2 separate regions of the Mus musculus genome follow, and region 1 is linked to region 2. Evidence: chromatin loops called from intact Hi-C (ENCODE). Cell type or tissue: left cerebral cortex. All regions are shown on one strand. Links, peaks and the distances in the headings refer to the core of each region. The heading gives the core; the rest is flanking DNA.

Evidence for each region. Peaks named below come from ENCODE experiments on the same cell type or tissue, not always from the same donor. Only the 100,000 strongest peaks of a DNase experiment are listed, where the experiment ranks them.
Region 1: it touches region 2 in a loop (4-fold over the local background); 6 of 42 quality-filtered maps call a loop at or near these places.

What each region holds. Positions count from the first base shown.
Region 1 is chr3:39,813,628-39,816,390 of GRCm38, reverse strand. No RefSeq gene overlaps it. Among named protein-coding and RNA genes, the nearest start is that of Gm46834, 100 kb to the right of the region's middle. In left cerebral cortex, for the core only: a CTCF peak has its summit at 1,352 (motif pointing right); DNase peaks (open chromatin) are centred at 1,367 and 1,659.
Region 2 is chr3:40,442,600-40,445,397 of GRCm38, reverse strand. Gm30184 (a long non-coding RNA gene) reads left to right here. Exons shown (of 4, transcript XR_389710.2): 3 at 193-297. Among named protein-coding and RNA genes, the nearest start is that of Gm30184, 9.8 kb to the left of the region's middle. In left cerebral cortex, for the core only: a CTCF peak has its summit at 951 (motif pointing right); DNase peaks (open chromatin) are centred at 991 and 1,198; H3K4me3 peaks cover 443 bases.

The DNA.
Region 1 (2,763 bases), core at 264-2,763, 630 kb after region 2:
CACCACCCACCCACTCTTGCCTCAGAGCCTTAGAATTCCCCTACACTGGGTCATCGAGCCTCCACCAGACCAAGAGTTATTCTTATAGCTGAAAGTTTATATAATTTGTATTTTATTAGATTTGTAAAAACATCCTATTATGCTAAAGTAAGCCATGGATTCTCATAATAAATGTGTTAAAATTTGATTTTGTTATTCTAAAAAAAAAAAAAAACCCTAAATGTCTTTGAAGAAATTTGTGAGCTACTGACTAATGTCCATCGTAAGAATCGCATTCAGAATATTTACATTGTATACAGGCTCTCTGTTGTCATGACCTGATTCTCCTCCATACATTCTATCACAAGTTTGTTTACTTATTGGTTTATTCACTTGCTAACTCACTCATTCTTTCATTAATTTCTTTATTCATTAAGACGGAGTCTTACATAGCCCAGGCTCACTTCAAACCTGCAGAGCTGAGAATAGTCTTGAACTTATGATTCTTCTGTCCCCATTTCCCAATGCTGGAACTACTGCTGTGTCCCTCACTAAACCTGGCTTCATTATGGAATTTCTGTTTTTAATGGGCGATGGGATATGAGAGTGGAGATGTCTAGAAGGCACCAGAAGTTTTTATTGCTATTTTTTCTTTAATTAAAAATAGATTCTTCTCTCACATCCCGATGACAGTTTCCCTTCCCTCTACTCCTCTCAGTTCCTACACACTTCTCCTCCCATCCGAAGCCACTCTATTTCTGTCTCTCATTAAAAACCAAACAGGCTTCTAAGAGATAATAATAAAGTAAAATCATAAACAAACTAACATTCTGGAATTGGACACATACAGAACAACAACAATAGTAACAACAACAGAAAGAAGAGAACCCAGGAGAATGCAAGCAAATTAGAAATCCACTCATTCACTTATTAGGAGCCCCATAAACTTACTGAAGTGGATACCATAACATATGTGCACAGGACCTGGAGCAATCCCGTGCAAGCCCCACAATTGCTACTTCAGTCTCTGTGAGATCATACGACCTTTGCTCATGTTGATTTGGGGAAGGGGCTTGTTTTCTTGGTGCTTTTTGCTTTTATACTTTCTACCAGAAACTTTTTAAACATCAGGGTACATAACTTCATAATTTTACACAGTTTCAAGTGGAGGTTGCAAGGGATTCTCTACCATGCTGCTTTTATTCTATAGGAAAGAACAAATAAAATTTTGCACTCAGAAATTAAGTTTCCATCATTTTACGACTCCCAGAGCTTGTTACAAGTATGCTGCACATAGCAGATGCTCATTAAATATTTCTGGAACAATAACTGTTCGCTCAAAGTAAAGCAGGCTACCCACTAGTTAGTTAGCCACTAGATGGCAGTGCCACACAGAGAAGCCCGTATGCCGTGGGCGGGGTGGGATCTTTACATGTGAAAGTGTGTGTAAGCCAAAACCTATTGTTTTTATACAATGTCAAAAAAATCTTAAATAAATATTTTAAGTTTAAACCACTTCGGGTTCTATATTTTCTTTTGTAATTTGTCAGGTTTTGTTTTGACTTCTTAATCAACTTTGACAATTGCATAATTATATTGCAGAAAATGGTTATTGCTTAGGCTTGGGTCACTGGCTTGCTACTCTCTCCTGCAGTAACATTTCTGAGTGTGAAGTGTGAGCAAAGCAAACACCCAGGGGCATTCTTCAGTTTCTGTGGCACACTGACTGTTGTGCTTCATCCCACTTAGGGACAAACATACCAGAAGCAACTACGTGAGACAAGTGTGGTTGAAGTGTGGTACTTTTTGAATAAGATTTGTGTCCAAATAGTTAATATTATATGTCTGGATCTGCAGATGATAACTAATTGAGACAATTTATGTAAGTTTCCTCATATTGGGAAGCCCCAGATGCCAGTACACCATGCCATCGACCAGCCAGCTACTGATCCTTCTGATGCCTGACCCTGTGATTATTAATGTGAGTCCCTGAGTTCCTTCTGTTTTTAGTCTACTGGAATGAAGCAGAGAGATCTAATTGCCCCAAGATAGCAAATGTCTCACCATTTCTGTAGCTCTGGAAGTGGACCTGGCGGCACAGGTTTGCTCCACATCCCACGTGGTTGTGTGGCTTCCTCATGGGCTCTTTCACTATAGCAGTTTTTCTCAGGGACTGGAGACAAGCAAGGCATGGGTGAGGGTTAGCACTCTTTGGGAGTGGAGTATCAGTAGGGTCCTTTCTGAAGCTCTGCCCCACTACTTGTTGACAAGTTACACTGTGTTTCTATTTGAAAAGTATCACTACTAAGAAGATACTTTAGTAATGATGATCTCTGTAGTAGAAAGGCTATATTGTCACATAATATAGTTACTGTGGTTTGTGACTATGACACTGGGAGACAGTATTGACTATGTAGCAACAGGAGATAAAGTTGGAAATATGGTTGAATGTGGGTGTACATAAGAATAGGAAAGACAGGTACTCATTGCATGGGTTATTAAAGCCACTCTGGACTTCATTTGTGTCATCCCATTTACATTGTATAAAATTTATCACAAATTCAGAAAGAAAGAGTGTTTTTAGTGTTTAAGGTCATTTTGAAAAGTATTTCAAACTTAAATAATGAAATTTACTGTTGACATCCAAACTGAGCGTTCATAGGCAGAAGGATGAAATGAAACGAAATTGTCAGCCACAAAGTTTCCTTGAAGCAGTGAATTTGTGACTACTTGGACATGTGCCAAGCAGACTCATTTTATTGATTAGCTCTGTGAATGTAAGTG
Region 2 (2,798 bases), core at 1-2,500:
ACATTTCCTGAGCTTTCAGAAGTTCTTTAAAGTCCAAGGTTTGGATCTAGAGTAATTATTTCATATCTTCTCTTTAACTCAAAATTCTGTGGCTGTTGTTGGTTATGCTGATTATCTTTTAAAAATTGTATAAAAAAGACTGGGATTAATAGTCAGACTGAAGATCCCACATACTCTTGGCTGTCTTCTCAGGACACCCCCTCAACCCCCACCCTGAAAGTGGTGTTCTGGAAGTATGGCAGACAGATGGGAGCACGGACTTGCAGCTTTTACCAATTATTGGTGGTGTGAAATTGGGTGAGTTTCAAGCTGCCTTCTCTTGCATGTGAGTTTGATGGTAATGTTTATCTCATGGGATCACTGCTGTGAGGGTTAAACAATCCTTTTTTCTTTTCCTGGAGTGCTTAGATAGCACACTGTGGGGGGTCAGAGAGTAAACATGGGCCGTAGGCAATGTGTCAGAGTGGCCACCTCAGGTCTTTGGAATTGTTGAGCCATTGCCCGTCTTTAGGTTGTAGGGCCTGTGTCTCCACTACAGACCCTCAATCGCAGGTCCCTGTGGCTCATTAATGCTGCCAACCCCGTATCATAGATGAAGAAAGGGAAGTGTTGTCGCATCCAATTTCTGGCCACACATCTCATCTCCAGGCATCAACAGAACGAGACTAGAATGCAGATTCCAACTCAGACTTGTGTCTCACAACCTGCTAAACTTTTTGTATTTTAATACGTCTTTCCCTGCTGCCCAGATACGGTGTTCGGTTAGACCACAATCATTCTTCAGTGAGTTGCAGGTCATCTCCTGGAAGCCATACTCCATCTCAGAAACAGGAATTAGCTTTTATAGTAGTTATAGGGGGAAAAAAAAAAGAAACCATGTCTCAGAAGCTTTGCTTAAACTTTATTGTTCTCTGAGAAGTAAATTGAGCGTGGACCGCGGCGGTCCGCCACTAGGGGGAGCTGCGACTCTTCAAAATGTCAAGTTCTATATGGAAAAGAACGCTTTGAAAAGCATTTTCTATCTCGGTGACATCCAGAAAACACAATCAAAGAAGGGTTTGAGAGGTTTCAGCGTGGTTTTCCACGGGGAGCCTGTTTCCATTAACTTTAAATAGAGAGGGCAGAGACAGACCAAATGGATTCCACCCAACTGCAGAGTAGAGGACCATTGAGCTTATTGAGGTTACTCGCAGGACAACAGAGCACTTACGGATGCTACATCGCGACTCACTGAGCCACCCCCTCCCAGCAGATGCTGCTCACATATCCTCATGATATCCTTACATATCTCTGTGAGCCTTTTCTCCTCAGTCCGTGGGAACGTCAGTAGACCCAGTTTCGTGCAGACCTGGTGGGAGGGACCCCAGTCGCTCAGATTGAAGATGACAGTAATAACACACAGTGCAGCACACAGCACAGGGACAGGCACAGACTGCACAGGTTGAACAGCCGGTCACCTCTCTCAGGGCTGGAAAGACGGCTGAGCAGTTAAGAGGACTTTGTTGTGTTACCAGCACCTTGGGATGGTGAGCTGACTGACTTGGCTGCTGGGAACTGAACTCCTGTCCTCTGGAGGAACAACATGCACCCTTGTCCTGAGAGATGGATCCCAGCTTCACGTGATGTCCTTCTTAACAGTTTCAATGGTGATTTCCATTGAAACAACATACAATTTCAAGGTCCTCCCTGATGGTTACTGGTTTTGATAATCTTGCAAGGACTTACCAACTTTCCTTTTGTGTAATTGTTATTTGTAGGAAGTGGGCTGAGAATTCGACCCACCCATTATTATTAAGATTGTTCTGGCCTTTTACAAGCTGTTGATTTAAATGAGGAGGAGTCTGGTCAAGTTTTAAATAACCAGATGTTGGATTCTTCTCTAAAGACAAGAGGCTCCTTATGGGTATTTGGAAGTTAATCAATCCATCAAGAACTGGCTGTCCCAACAGCTTGATTCCCTTGCGCTTCCCAACTGAGCCCTGTTTGGCAAGTTCACTAACTAGTCTATCCCCATTCCCATCACTCCCTGCACTCAGGTCACCATTTCACTAGATTCTTTACTTCACCAATTCCTTCTCATTACCCCTTCCTGTCTCCATGAATAGTCTAGTGGGCTGAGTAGCTCTTTATTCCTAATTGTGTGTCTTGTGAACACACACACACACACACACACTCACTAATTTCTGGTGTGACATTTTCTATAAATAGCCCAAATCTCATAACATACAACCTACAATGTCTACAGTGTATATACTATAGGTTCAGAGTCCTTCTGTGTCTGGTTCCTTCATTCCTCTCCTGGTAAGGCAGAGCTTGCAAGTCTTTCCTTGGTATCAGGATGACAGTGTACTTTGTGGAAAGCGGGATCGAAGATGGCAGGGATTTGGCAGCACTCTTTCTGTTGGTGGTCATGGGAGTCAGCACCTTAAACGACTGGATATGAACATGGTGGTCACCTAAGTGTCAGCTCCGCTCTTCTGACGCTCTGTTCGGCTAAGATGGACTCCTCTTCATGGCACAGCAATTGCAGCTAACACGGTTGACCACTGGACTGCCAACGCACAGGGCAGGCTGAGCAGACCACATGAGTTATCTCTCATAGATTGAGGCCTTCAACACAAATTCTTAAGATTTTTCCTTTAGACTCACAACAATATGCTTGCTTTGCCTCCCAAGCTCTGGGATTAAAATGTGCCACCGCATGTCTTGTTTCTCTTGTAAAAAAAAAAAAAAACCAAACAAACCCATTACTTTGTTTATGAGTAAGCCTGTGTGAATATATGCAACATATGTGAGTC